Regions from separate parts of the Homo sapiens genome. Here region 1 is linked to region 2. A link is a loop called in an ENCODE intact Hi-C map of the cell type or tissue named here. Cell type or tissue: HCT116. All regions are shown on one strand.

Region 1 (8,000 bases), 92 kb before region 2:
GGAAGCCAGCTGCCATATTGTAGGGCAGTCCTATGGAGTAGCCCATGGGGTGAGTGACCAAGGCCTGTCAACAGCCATGTGAATGAGCTTGTACACAAATTAACTGACCTCAGTCATCTCATCCACATGAGACTGCAGCTCTGCCTAACATCTTGACTATAGCTCATGAAAGAGCTTGAGTCAGAAACACCCAACTAAGTGGTGCCCAGATTCCTGACTGACAGAAAATGTGAGATAATTAGTGTCTGTCATTTTAAACTGCGAAATTTTGAGGATTTGTTACATGACAATAGATGGCAAATATGTCATAAAAAGCATTGCAACTAAATTTTAGGAAAAAATCATTTGGTAAATTTTTATGTAATTCATCATAAAACTATATCTGATGTGTGTTGGTATGGGAAGAGGTGGAGCGGGGATTATGAGGCAGTTTTATGAGACAGACTTTAGGCTGTGTCTGTTTATCTGACAGTAGCCATGAGTCTCAAAAATGTGTCTATGAAACAGTAGCCTGCTTTTCTAAATGCTCCAAGAAACACGAGCATTGTGGTCGCCTATGTTTGGGAAACACTAATACATTTTTTGAATCTTGGAAAATCACAATGAACATAGTATGTTACAGGCTCTAGAAATCTCAGAGCTGCTAAAATTTCTAATAAGTTAACGCTTTGCTATGGACTGAATGTGTCCCCAAAATGCATGTGTTGGAAACTTAATTCCCAATGCAACTACAGTGTTCACAGGTGGGCCTTTTGGGAAGTGTTTAGTTCATGTGTGGATTAAGTCTGCTATGAAAAGGGCTTATGACCATGAAATTGCTCTTTTACCCTTCTTCATTCTGCTTCATTCACACAGCTGGAAGGCCTTCACCAGATGCCGGCACCTTGATCTTTGATTTCTCATCCTCCAGAACTGTGAGAAATACATTTCTCTTCTTCATAAATCATCCAGTCTCAGATATTGTGTTATAGTAGCACAAAATGGACTAAGACAAACTTTAATGTTAAGCATCCAACAATGCACTCTGGCAAATTGTGGGTTACTTCTACCAAAAAGTGTGAAATCCTGGCCTGTTCCTCACTGCAGCCTGAACTTAGCTTATAAGCAGATATTTGCAATCTATTTAAACTTGCCTCAGCCCCAGGCCTTAGGGGTTCAACCTTTCCCCAGAGCAAATGTTTTTTTTTTATGAAATAACAAGAACTCAGTGTTATAATCAACAGATGGTAATAGCTGAGCAAGTTCTAATCTCATAACACTGAAGAAATTGTTCCCAGTCTCATTCTGTCATTCCCATTTCATCATTTTCTTCTGATTTGTTGAGTTATTGCTTAATCTCAATAATTTACTTATTTTTCAGAAGGATTTGTTAACAATACCTTCTCCCCCCTCGGAGCACTCAATTTATATATATATATATATATATATATATATATATATATATATATATATATATATATATGTTTTTCAAATTTAAAATTTCTGGCTATGTACAATTTTAGTTCTCCATGAAAGATTTGTCTTCACTATGACTTGCAGCATTTCTGCTAAATTTTGTATAATGTCTTTGCAACATATTTAAAAATTCTTTTGAAATGTTTGTGTACCATTTGCAGCAGTGTATGGAAGTTACTATGAGAATTACCTTAAAATTTAAAACAGAAGTGAAAAGTTTTGCATAATTGGAAGGACTTTCTGATATCAAGTTTAAAATGTTAGGATTTTAACATAAGCTATATCTATGTGTGTAGGTCTGTTCTTATTTGGATATAATTTTTGAGATTATCACTGGAAATGTTATTACGTCAGATTTTCTATGTCAGCTATGCTAATATCACTGTCAGAAAAATTTTACAAAAATTCTCCAGGGTATACATTTTATGGAGTGTGCTTGGTTAACAAATTCTCTTCTCTGAGCACTAGCAACAACCAAAACAACAGCATTGGCAATCATTGAGTGTCTGTGTGCTATGAACTCCACCGGGCATTTTACATATGTATAATATATCCCTGTAGGATTTTACAACAATCTTACAAAATAGTTATTATAATTCCTATTTTACACATAAAGAAACTGAAGCTGAGAGCAATTAGATCACTTTTTCAGGGACTTAAAGCTAGTGGTGGCAGAGCCAGCATTGAAACACAGGTTTGTTTACTCCCAGAGCCATGTTCTTGATAATTATATTGCTTTAACAATTTTTATGTATTTTAATTTACACTCTCTGCAATTCATACACAAGGGTTCTTGACATGGTGACAGGACAGGACAGATCAAGACAGAGGCTCTCCAAGGCAGTGAAAAGACCCTTCCTATCTCCTCTGGCTTAACCTGGGTTTATGCTCCTTTCCTGGCCCTGTTGGTATAATCGGCAACATCTGTGTTGTTAGAGGGTGGAGAGCGCATGGATCATCTTAGCTCAAAGGTAGGTTCTAACAGCATAGAAGATGGAGTAGAGAAAAATAAATAGTGTTTTTTTTTCTCTCTGCTACTTACTAGAGCCATGCTATCTAATATGGCAGACACTAACCACATGTGACTTTTGAGCACTTGAATGTGGTTAGTTCAAATTAAGACGGACTGTAAAACATACACCCCCTGCCCCCAGACATCATATTTCATTAAGGCAACATAAAAATGCCAATTATCTCATTTATAACTTTTATAATTATTGCATTTTGAAGTAATATTTTTTAAAACATTAGCTTAAATAAAATGTATTACTAAAATCAATTTCTCTTGTTTCTTTGTATTTCCTTCAATGTAGATACTAGAAAATTTAAAATTGCATATGTGGCTTGCCTTTGTGGTTTTCATTATATTTCTGTTGGGTCACATGGTCTCAGAGGGTAAAAGACAGGAAGAAAACATTCCTATTTTTCACAATTTGCCTGCCCTCAGACCTGAAACCTTGAAGATAAATATTATCAAGCTCCTATTTTCCTGAAAGGGAGTAGACAAATCCAGCTAACTGCAATTTCTGGCACCATAAATAAATGACTTGTAGACAATTTTAATGTGTTTTCTAAAAATATTTCTTCCATATATGTGGCATGCAGTCCTGAATAAAGCTCCTGTGGATCAGGCAAGTTCATTTTTGGGTCACTGGCACTTATGTATCCACCATTATCTTGGCCCAATCTCATTATATTATGCCAACTTTGAGGGAAGAACTGAGTCATCACCTTCCTTTGTAATTTCCTAGACAATGCTCCACTCATAATGGGTTTTCAGAAACATATCTACCTGATCAAAGTCACTCGCCCACTCATTCACCACAAACCTCTGATGATGAGATTTGTTTTATTCCTTGTGATTCATCTTGGTGAATGTACCATGCGGTTTTGAAATAAATGTGTTATAATGCAGATGTTGGGTCTACTGTTCCCTAACTTTTAGATCAAGATAGCTGATAGTGTTGTTCAAGTTGTCTGTTTTTACTGATGTTTTTGTCTAGTTGTTTTATCAAATGGAGTATTGAAATCTCTAACTATGGTGATATAATTATCTTTTTCCTTTTAATTCTTTCAATTTTTGCTTCATGTAAACAAGCTTTTCTTTTTTTAATTGACAGATAACATTGTATGTTTTGATCATGTATAAAACCATATCGTGTTTTGAAGTATATATACATTGTAGAATGTGTAAACCTAGCTAGCAAAGAAATGCATTACTCACATAGTTACAACTTTGTGGTGAGCATTTAACATCCACTCTTCACATTTTTCAAGAATACAATATATTGTAATTAACTATAATCAGTTTATTGTACAATAGACCCCTTAAAGTTTATTCCCCCATCCAACTCATCTAACTGTAATTATGCATCCTGTGACTAACATCTTCCCATATCCTCCCAACCATCCCAGCCTCTGGTAACCACTATTTGACTCTCTACTTCGATGAGATCAACTTTTTAGATTCCACATATGAGAGAGAATATGCAGTAATTATCTTTCTGTGCCTGGCTTATTTCACTTAACATAATGTCCTCTAGGTTCATCCATATTGTCACAAATGGCAGGATTTTATTATTTTGTGTGGCTGAATAGTATTCTATTGTGTATATATACCACATTTTCATTATCCATTCATCTACTGGTAGATATTTGGGTTGATTCCACATCTCAGCTACTGTAAATAATGCTGCAATAAACACTGGAGTGTAGATATATCTTTGGCATACTGATTTCCTTTCTTTTGGACATATACTCAGTAGTGGGATTATAGACCATATGGTAGTTTTATTTCTAAATTTTTTAGGAACCTCCAAACTGTTTTCCATAATAGCTGCACTAATTTTTAATTCTCACCAATAGTGTGTAAAGGTTCCCTTTTCTCTACATCCTTGCAAACACTTATTATCTTTTGTATTTTGGATAATAACCATTCTAAGTGGGGTGAGGTGATATTTCATTGTGGTTTTGATTTGCATTTCCCTGATGATTAGTGATGTTTAACATTTTTTCAATACCTGTTGGCCATTTGTGTATCTTCTTTTGAGAAATATTTATTCAAGTCTTTTGCTCACTTTTAAACTGGGTTATTTGCTTTTGCTATTGTTTGAGTTTCTTATAAATCTTGGATATTAATCCCTTGTCAGATGTATAGTGTGCAAATATTTTCTCCCAATTCTGTAGGTTGATTTTTTTTACTCTGTTGATTGTTCCTTTTTCTGTGCAGAAGCTTTTTAGTTTGATGTAATCCCATTTGTCTATTTTTGCTTTTGTTGCCTGTGACCTTGAAGTACTATCCAAAAATACTTGCCCAGACCAATGTCATCAAGCATTTCCTCTATGTTTTCTATTAGTAGTTTTATGCCCTCATTTTTAATGCTTTATGTTTTTGTGGTATATATATATATATATTTTATAACTCTTTACTTTCAAGTTATTTGTGTCTTTATATTTCAAGTGCATCTCTTAAGGATAGCATTAAGTTGATTGGGTCTTGCTTTCTTATCCCCCTGATAATCTCTGCACTTTAACTGGAAGTGCTTCATTCATTAACATTTAATGAATCATTCGTATGGTAAGATTTAGGTCTGCCATTTTATTACTTTTTTATTTATCCCTTCTGTTTTCTCTTTCTCTTATCTCCATTCCTTGCCTAAGTACTGAATATGTATCATATTTTAATTATAATTTTTTTATTGGCTTTTTGGCTAAACCACTATTTTTAGTGGTTGTTCAAGGGATTACAACATACACTCCATTCATTTTCATATTGCTATGAAGAAATACTCAAGACTGGGTAATTTATTTAGAAAAAAAGAGGTTTAGGCCTGCCACCTGTTCCACTCCATACTACCACAGCTGATGCTCTCTTGAAAGCACCACCTTCCAACAGGAAGCCAACCAGCACAAAAATAATGCATTAATCAACCAAAGCTAAGAACCCTCACAGAGTCCATTTCACCCCCCTGCCACCTCCACTGAAGCAGGTCCTGGTATCCATGACTAAGAGACCCACAGATTGTTCACATCACAGGACTCTGTGCAGACAACCCCAACTACCAGCCCAGAGCCTGGTGGACTTGCCGGGTGATTAGATCCAGAAGAGCGATAACAATCACTACAGCTTGACTCTCAGGAAGCCACTTCCCTAGGAAAAGAGGGAGAGTACTACCTCAAAGGAAACACCCCATGGGTCAAGAGAAACTGAACAACAGCCTTGAGTCCTAGACCTTCCCTCTGACAGAGCCTACCCAAATGTGAAGGAACCAGAAAACCAACCCTGGTAATACGACAAAACAACATTCTTTAATACCCCCCAAAAATCACACTAGCTCTCCAGCAATGGATCAAAACCAAGAAGAAATCCTGGATCTATCTGAAAAAGAATTCAGAAGGTTAGTTATTAAGCTAACCAGGGAGGCACCAGAGAAAGGCCAAGCCGAATGTAAGGAAATAAAAAAAAAATGATACAAGAAGTGAAGGGAGAAATATTTAATAAAATAGATAGCATACATAAAAAACAAAACTTCAGGAAAAATGGATGCACTTACAAAATTGCAAAATGCTCTGGAAAGTCTCAGAAATAGAATGGAACAAGCAGAAGAAAGAACTTCAGAGCTTGAAGACAAGATTTTTGAATTAACCCAATCCAACAAAAGACAAGGAAAAAACGAGTAAGAAAATATGAACAAAGCCTCCAAGAAGTCTGGGATCATTTTAAACAACCAAACCTAAGAATAATTGGTGTTCCTGAGGAAGAAGAAAAATCAAAAACTTTGGAAAATATATTTGGAAGAATAATCAAGGAAAACTTCCTCAGCCTTGCTACAGAACTAGACATCCAAATACGAGAAGCTCAAAGAACACCTGGGAAATTAATCACAAAAAGATCATCGCCTAGGTACACTGTCATTAGGTTATCTACAGTTAAGACAAAGGAAAGACTGTTAAGCACTGTGAGGCAAAAAACACCACGTAACCTATAAGGAAAAATCTTACAAATTAACATCCGATTTCTCAGCAGAAACCCTACAAGATAGAAGAGATTGGGGCTCTATCGTCAGCCCCCTCAGACAAAACAATTACCAGCAAAACTAAGCTTCATAAGTGAAGGAAAGATACAGTCTTTTTCAGACAAACAAACGCTGAGAGAATTCACCATTACCAAGCGAGCTCTAAAGAACTGCAAAAAGGAGCTCTAAATCTTGAAACAAATCCTGGAAACCCATCAAAACATAACCTCTTTAAAACATAAATCTCACAGAACCTAAGAAACAAAAATACAATAAAAAAGTATACGGGCAAAAAATAGCACAATAAATGGAATGGTACCTCCCATCTCAATACTAAAATCGGATGTAAATGGCCAAAATGCTCCACTAAAAAGATATAGAATGGCAGAATGGGTAAGAATTCACCAATGAACTATCTGCTGCCTTCAAGAGACACACCTAACACATAAGGACACAAATAAGGTAAATGGATGGAAAAAGACATTTCATGCAAATAAACCCCCAAAACGAGCAGAGGGAGCTATTCTTACATTAGACAAAAAAAACTTTAAAGCAACAGCAGTTAAAAAAGACAAAGAGGGTCATTATAAAATGATAAAAGGCCTTGTCCAACAGGAAAATATTACAATCCTAAATATATATGCACCTAACACTGGAGCTCCCAAATTTCTAAAACAATTACTAATAGACCTAAGAAATAAGATAGACAGCAACACAAAAATAATGGAGGACTTCAATACTCCACTGACAGCACTAGACAGGTCATCAAGACAGAAAGTCAACAAAGAAACAATGGATTAAACTATATCCTGGAACAAATGGACTTAACAGGTATTTACAGAACATTCTACCCAACAACCACAGAATATACATTCTATTCAGCAGTGCATGAAACTCTCTCCAAGACAGACCATATGATAGGCCACCCAATGAGCCTCAATACATTCAAGAAAATTGAAATTATATCAAGCACTCTCTCAGACCACAGTGGAATAAACTGGAAATCAACTCCGAAAGGAACCTTCAAAACCATGCAAATACATGGAAATTAAATAACCTGCTCCTGAATGATCATTGGGTCAAAAATGAAATCAAGATAGAAATTAAAAATCCTTTGAATTGAATGACAATAGTGACACAATATATCAAAACCTCTGGGATACAGCAAAGACAGTGCTAAGAGGAAATTTCATAGCCCTAAATGCCTACATCAAAAAGTCTGAAAAAGCACAGACAATCTAAGGTCACTAGCTCAAGGAACTAGAAAAACAAGAACAAACCAAACCTAAACCCAGAAGAAGAAGGGAAATAATCAAGATCAGAGCAGAACTAAATGAAATTGAAATGAAAAAAATACAAAAGATAAATGAAACGAAAAGCTGATTCTTTGAAAAGATAAATAAAATTGATGAACCATTAGTAAGATTAACCAAGAAAAGAAGAGAGAAAATCCAAACATTCTCAATTAGAAACAAAATGGGAGATACTACAACTGACACCACAGAAATACAAAAGATCATTCAAGACTAC
Region 2 (8,000 bases):
CCCATCTTTGAGGTGACTTCAAGGCAAATGCACAAGCAGAAGCTGGCTCAGACTTCTTTATTTATCAAAACCATTGAGGCCAGCCACCTGGATTACTGGTCTACACAAGCCAAATGGAAGAGAAGAAGTGAATAGTCCCTCAGTGAGACAAATAACTAGTAATAAATACCTATCAGGGAATAATAACAATACTATCTTCTATTACAGAAGCCATTTTACCCTATTCTTAATAATTACCTTATTTTCTATACTTACCAGAGCTAAGCTTAGAGAAAGTTCTGTTCTTTATATATATTTTTTAAATTTTCTTATCAGTCACATTTCAGCTATGCTGTGTGAACAAATGTAGACTCTCTCTCATATCTAATGAAACTTTCATTTTAGAAACATTAACTGGAATCATAATTACTATTTGACCTTCTCTGCATGCTCCTCAAATCCCCTGACGCAAAACAAAATCCAGAGGTTCTTGTTGAAGCCTGAATTATTTATATGCTAAAAAGGAAGGTGTTTAAATGGTATGGCCAAAATGGGCACTTACCTTGGAACTGTCCAGGACACCAGATATAAAAGGAAAGGTCCAGATAAAGCACGTGATAGTAAAAAACTTAGAAATTTGGAGCAGAAAGCCTTGGGTTGTGGAACCATTTCTGGCTCTTACCAACTGATACAAAAACCTCCAACATGTAAAGCCTCAATTTTCTCATTTGCAGAATGGGAATAATGGCACAAACATGGTAAGGTTGAGGTGAAGATTAATGAAATGACATACACGCCTCCCCAACAGGCACCAGCTCACTGATCTCAGCATGCAGCACTTCCTCTCAGCCCACTGGCATGCCCTTCCTCTGCAGGGAAGTGGGGGCAGAATGATGTTTCCAACCTTGTGCCTAGTAACTCTGCAATGCGCAGCCTCTGCCACCCACACCCACTGGCATAAGCTCCTTGGGATGTCTCTCAGGTAACTCAGAGTTCTAAAACTTCAGACACAACCTTGAAGTCCTGTAAATGCAACACAATGGCATAGCGTAGGAAAAGAGAAAAGAAATGAGATGTATCTAATAAATGTGTGTGGGCAGAGAGGTAGGCAGGCATTATCTTGAAGGAATGAAGTCTTAAGGGTACAGTTTTTCTACGTCTCATTAATATTCTTGATATTCTAAACATCAGCCTTACTTTTTTAGTAAATAAGAAAGAATAAAATCATGATTTGTTCACGTTAGCATATCTCACATGCTGTATTTCCATTGAATGGCTTGTGTGCAGGGATAAAGAAGCATAAATAACTTTAGATCTTGAAATTCCATATATTTCCAGTTCCAGTAATAATGCTAATAGCATAGTAGAATTTTATAAAACATTTTTCATATGTATTTCTCACTTAATCCCATCAACAACTTTCTGACATGGACAAGAAAGTTATATCATTATTGTCCTCATTGCATAAATTAGGAAACTCTGACACATCCAAATCTGTTAGATTATGCTGTGCAATGAACCCCAAACTCAGTAGGTTACAATGACAAGGGTTTATTTCCCACTCACATAAGTGCAGTTGTAAACTACCTTTGACTGTGTCCTACATCTTCTTGATTCCAGGATCCACACTGAAGAAGCAGCCCTTTCTCCGTTGTATGGCAGAGAAAAAAAGAGCAGTGCTGGAACCACATATGGCTCTTAGAGCTTTTGCTAAGACTTAGCATAAAACACTCTGTTTATATTTCTTTCACTAAACCAAGTCACATATCCAAGCCTGTTGCTAGAAGCAGGGGGAGTATAATCCTCTTATAGGGAACAGAGAGGAATTGGGAACAACAACTTGCATATAAAGGTAAGTATCAGAGCTGGAAATAAAGCTAAGATTTTCTGATCTTTAAATACAATACTGTTGGGCCTAGCACACTCTTGCGGTGAATGAGCATAGCAGGTACATATAGGCAAATTATGAATTAGTTTGTAATTTTTAATTTCAGAGAAGATATGCAGCTGACGATAAAATTTGAGGGTCATCAGAGTACAAATCCTTCGTAACCATGAGACTAGATTATTTGTAGTTTATGGTAATAATAAAGCCAAAAGTGTGACCTTGGAGGTAAATGGGTAAACTATGGTTGAGAGATAGATTCTTGAAAGATAGAGTGTCAAGGAACTTAGAGATTAAGACATTGAAAGGATCATCGACATGAATATTAAAAACCACCAAAAATGATGGCAATAATAGAATTGGAAAGAGTTCATTGAGCCAGGCTCTAAAAGCTTTAGGCAGTGAGAGAGTAATCTGGGGATCTGAAGAGGAGCACAACTAGAAGGACCAGTCGGTGTTCTAGTTGGATGACCTGTTGTGTAAAGCTCTGTGTGTGTGTAGCAGTAGCAGGAAAGGGGAAGTCAGGAAATGGGAAAGAGAAGTGGTCTGAAGTGGTGATGACAAGGAAGGCATATAACAATCTCCTTCAGAGACCAGCAGCAAGAGGGTTTTAGAGAGAAAATACCCTCCACTTAGGGGTTCTACAAGGAAAGCAGTGAGCTTAGGGTGACCCAGTTTTTAGCAAGATGGCAAAGGAAGCATTCAGAGAATAGTCTGAAGATACGGGAGATTTTGCTCCCGATTGATCTTGAGTCTAAGAATTTACAGTGGAAGGGTTTCAGAGCTTGAAGTAGCATGGGCGATGGATTAGGAGTTATTTGTATGAAGTGACAGGAAGATAAAAATCTGAGGGATAAAGGATGACCTGGGAGTCTGGGCTGCTCTGGTGATTCGAAGCAGAAATCAATGGCACCATGAGCTGAGCCTTGATGGTGCTGAAGCAGGTGGTAATGATAAGTCTGTGAGTATTCATGAAGGAGAACATGTGGGTGTCTGAGTCTCTGCTGGTGTGGAGTCAAAGAAAAGGCCAGGTTTTATCTGCACTGGCCAAGGCTCTGGGGTTTCCTTCTCATTACTGTAGAAGTCACTGCATATCCTATTTGTATTTTATCCCCAGTGCCATCCAGTGCACAGAGATGAAGCTCAGTAAATGTTTGTTGACTGAGAACAGTCCCTGTTTACGATAAACTAATAATAAACATTTGTTAAATTTGAAGACTGGAAATAATGTACATGAAACAATTGTGAATAACTTGGCATGTCTGTGGAGTTTTTCATACCAGATGCTGTTAAGCTTCGCATGGCAGAATGATCTGAGAATGAGTCATCACTGACTCATGGATCCAGCTTGTTTCACCTGCAGCGCTCACTTTAAGTCACAATGACCTTTTCTGACTACTTGTAATGGCAGCACAGTGGGGACTGCAGTTCCTGGAGAGTGCACCATTAATAGAGTAGTTAGCCAGTACTGTTTTGTTGTCCCTCGGAGTAAAAGGGAAAGTGAAGCAAGAGAACAGAGATTTAATACTACATATTTTTTCACTCAATTGAGAAATACAACTGAAAAAAAATATATATCCTTATAAAACTTACTGTTTTAAAAGCGCAGTCCTTGCAAGTTGATTTGGGTGTTTTCAGATAGTGAAAAACTTTTAAAAGATATTAAATTATTACTTTTACTTATGAAGAATAAAAGGTAACATAGAGACATAGAAATCAAGAAATCCTCGAGTATTTTCTTTAGAAACACCCCGATTAGAGAAGGAGTTTCCGTTTTTAAGAGAAAATTAAACCAGATGACCTTAAGTCCTTTTTAACACAAGTTTGTATTAATACCAATTAATAAATTAATCAGATTTGAAAGATTTGTGGACAAATGCCTTTATAACGTTCTTAACTGATATGGACTGAACTGTATGCCCCCCCTTTCCCCCTGGAATTCATATCCTAAAGCTGTAACTCCCAGTGTGACTGTATCTGGAAATAGGGTCTTTAGAAGGTAATTAAGGTTAAATGAAGTCATAGGGAAGGATCCTAATCCCGTAGGACTGTGGCCTTAAAAGAAGAGAAAGAGATGTATGAGTTCCTTATATATTTTGGATATTAAACCTTTATCACATATGTGGTTCGCAAATATTTTCTCTCACTCTGTAGGTTGGCCTTTCATTTTGTTGATTGTTTCCTTTGCTGTGAAGAAGCATTTTACTTTTATGTAGTCCCGTCTGTTTATTCTTATTTTTTGCTTTTTTGCCTGTGTTTTTGGAGTGATATCCAAAAAATCCTTGCCAAGGCCAATGTCAAGGGGCATCCCCCTGCCCCATCCTTTTTTTTTTTTTTTAGACAGACAGGGTCTTACCCTGTCACCCAGGCTGGAGTTTAGTGGAGCAGTATCACAATCATAGCCATGGCATCAGACTCCTGGGCTCAAGCTATCTTCCTGCCTCAGCCTCCCAAGTAGCTGGAACTACAGGCATGAACATATAAACCTCCTAGGAGTTTTACAGTTTCAGGTCTTACATATTCCGGGCTGTGGGGGAAATGAGGAGATGTTGGTCTGGTTGAAGAGTACAAACTTTCAGTTCTAAGATGAATAAGTTCCAATATACAGCATGGTGACTATAGTTAATACTTTATTGTTTATTTGAAATTTGCTAAAAGAGTAGACCTTAAGTGTCCTCACTTCTCTTGGACAAACCAAAAGTGCAACTATGTGTGGTAATAGAAGTGTTGATTAATTTGATTGTGGTAATCATTACACAAAAATATACGTATGTCAAATCATAATGTTGTATACTTTGAGTATACAAAATTTTTATTTGTCAATTATACTTTAATAAAGCTAGGAGGGAAAAGAAGATGAAGAAAGAAAGACTTCTCTGTCTTCACCATGTGAGGACACATCAAAAAGGTGGCCGTCTGCAAGGCCCTCACCAGACACCAACCATGCTGGCACCTTAATCTTGGAATTCCAGTCTCTACAACTGTGAGTCATCCAGTTTAGGGCATTTTATTATGGCGGACACCTACCCACCTTTCTAGAAATGATGCTTGTTTGTTTCTGAAGGAATAATAGAATCATAACTTATTATTGGTTAGGAGCTGAATTCTGAAACATTGTACAACAGTAAAAAATTTGCCATGGAAATATTTAATTATTTTAAGAAATATTAAGAGACATTAAGATCCTCCCTCAGACTGCTAACGTCTCATTGGTATGGACTGTGCTTACTGGTGCATCACCAGCATACTGAGTGAATGAGCAAAGGCATCCAAAGAATCAGCTGAATGGTAAGGGATTGTGAAATAAGAAAAATTCTGAATAATATGTTGCCTGAAGAACTCACATGAAATTAAACTTTTAGCTTTCTTCAGCAACCATGTTCATGTTGAGTGTGGCTCAGGATATCAAAAAATATAAAACTCATTTGTGTTTTTTATTTTTCTGATTTACTACCAAGGAACAATTTTCTAATTTACTACTAAGTCAGTATCAAGACTATTTCCCTTGGATCAATAAAGACAATCACATTTTAATGCCATTGTAGATTTAGGTACCTGAGACTTAGTATTACCTGCAAATAGATGTCACCACATAAAAAGGTTGATTGCACACAAGCAAATGTAAGTATACTAAACAGCACCAAAACTGATCCCTAGTCATCCCCATGTTACTTTGACATTATTCTTATAAGTTTATCATCTAAACTTGTAATTTTCCCTTCAGTTAGCGGAGCTTGTAAGAAAAGTCATAAAATGTTATAACTATTATTAAAAATGAAAGGGAAAATTATTTTTTAAAAAACTCAGTCTGTTCTCTAGTCAGTTGGTGAGAAATCTGGCCAAAAGGATGCAAAGTCGGGCTTTCTGAAAACAGGAGTTCATCACCTTTCCAAAAGGCCAGCTGAGGAAATGTGTTTTTTTATCCTCTTCCATAACTCTTGATGGTACATTTTTGCACTGTATTAAGCTAGAAAAGAAGACCTGGACTAACTGGATCTCATGAATGTGTGAACTTCGTATTTAAAAAATACTAGCACTGAAAGAATCCATCTTAGTGTCCTGGACCATCCAACTAGAAATAATCTATGACCCTCGTGTGATGAATTGATAAATGTCTGCCAAGCTTTTTGTTAACTCCTCTTCACTATTCCTTTCTTCTTGAATCTGAAGCTCTTCAATCTACCATTGTCTTTGTACAATTTCCTCCTTTCTAGGGAAGGCAATGTAGAAAGCCAGTAAAGTATTATTTACCAAGCTCTAGAGTCACAACAAGTTTAAGTCCCAGCTCATCTACTTAAAACATAAATGATCTTGGACAGTTATATTTCCCCTCTCTATGGCTCAGTTTCTTATTTGTAATAGGGAAGCAATCATGGTGCCTAATCAGGTTGGGTACCAGGTTGCTAGATGGATTAAACACAATAATATAGATAGTTCTCCTTGCCTACAGTAAATGGTCAAAATGTTAGCCACTACCATTTTATTATTGCATTTTAAGATTCTTGTAAACGGGGCCTACTAACCTACTTTTCTCAGTCTTGTAGCTTTTTCCCTCCTATTTCTAAGAATCTTAGGGGAGAAGAATTGGCCTGCTTCCCCTCTAGAAATTTTTATGTCAGAAAACTATTTCTTTTTACTCCTCAGCTATCTGTGCTTCTCCTCACTTTTTCTTGCAGTATTTCAGTTTTGTCTTAGTTTTTTCTATAATCTCCTCCCACAAAGCCAAATGGTTTTCATCTCTTTTTTCTAGGAAAAGCTTCAGCTCCCTGTATTCTGTTTCCTTATAATCTGAGGATCTTCTCTGCACTCATCTGCACAGATGTTCTTTGCATAGATCTTTCTCTCTGTCCCTGTCCCACGTGGCCATGCGTCAGGGCAGACTGGGTTCCCTTTGTTTTAGTTTAAGGGTCCTGGGAAATTTTCATACCTTAGCCACTTTGCTCCTAAATGTTACAAACAAAATTTATATTTATCTATTGAATTTACAGCAGCCATTGATAGGTCCTTACCCCTTCACCCTTCCACACATTTTTGCTGCCTGCTTTTTCAGCTTTGTTTGAAATGATTCTCCTGCATGCACATGCTCCTCTGAATCTACTGTCTGATCAACTTTCAGTTTCCCACAGATACCAGTCTGTCTCTGGGATCAGGGTCTTCCCACATGTTCATCTCATTGTCTGGAATTTTCTTTTCTTTCTTATTCACTTGATCAATTTTTATTCATCTTTTTTATCTCAACTTGGATTTTGGGAAACTTTTTGTAAACTCTCAGGGTTTTGATTTTATGTATTCCGTGTATAGTGTGCTTCTCAGAGACACATTTATTAAAATTAAATTATATATGCACTTATTTGTCAAATGACTGGCTCCTCTACCCAACTATAGGTTGGAATTTTGTTCATTGATATAACTCTAGCACTTAACACAGGTAGTAGATACTCAGTAAATGCTCAATGTATGAATGAATGAATGAGTGAATGGATGAATGAATATGTGATTTGCAGGCCCCTTCCTATTACTTCTCATGGTATGATACATACCTTTCTCTGACTAGTTCCTCTACCAAAGCTAACCATTCTATACTCCTAAATGAAATGTGCTAGACAGAGGGTTCATCTTGTCCCCATGCCAGAACTTTATATTTATACTTTTCAGTACAAACTCTTCTTACTTGAACTCTCAGAGATTTGAAATATCTTTGTAATCAATTCCCAATACAAAGCTATTGATTATTTTATTTTTAGTTTGCTCAGAAGAACCACATAGTCTCTGTCCATTAGGAGCCTCCCCAGAGATCTCTCTGGCTGAACAGCTGTTCTCAGTGCCTGTGAAGTAAGTACCAATTAAGCAGGATGATTGCTTCCCTACTACAAATGGGGAAACTGCGCCACAGAGAGGGAAAATAACTTGTACAAGATCATTTATCTATTAAATAGATGAGCTGGGACTTCAACTCATGGCCAATCTCCTTTTGACAATGTTCTCTAAATAGCCTTTTCCTCTCACTGCAACTCCACAATGTTTTTTATTTTCTTTTTTAAAAATACTCTGTTTCTTTATGAATCTTGCTGAAGATGGGAGAGGCATGTACAGGTGTCCTTCAAATCTGCTTCTGCTGCCTTTCTCCTGTCCCTCT

The links. A loop is a pair of places that touch in the nucleus more often than their neighbours do. Peaks named below come from ENCODE experiments on the same cell type or tissue, not always from the same donor. Only the 100,000 strongest peaks of a DNase experiment are listed, where the experiment ranks them.
Region 1: a loop joins it to region 2, with 2.6 times the contacts of the local background. A loop is called at or near these places in 3 of 110 quality-filtered maps.

The regions. Positions count from the first base shown.
Region 1 is chr10:90,224,184-90,232,183 of GRCh38, forward strand. No RefSeq gene overlaps it. Among named protein-coding and RNA genes, the nearest start is that of LINC01375, 270 kb to the left of the region's middle. In HCT116, no CTCF peak of the experiment used is centred here; DNase peaks (open chromatin) are centred at 2,591 and 3,228; H3K27ac peaks cover 5,550 bases.
Region 2 is chr10:90,316,495-90,324,494 of GRCh38, forward strand. No RefSeq gene overlaps it. Among named protein-coding and RNA genes, the nearest start is that of LINC02653, 220 kb to the right of the region's middle. RefSeq lists enhancers at 2,518-3,253, 3,254-3,987. In HCT116, no CTCF peak of the experiment used is centred here; a DNase peak (open chromatin) is centred at 3,217; H3K27ac peaks cover 5,283 bases.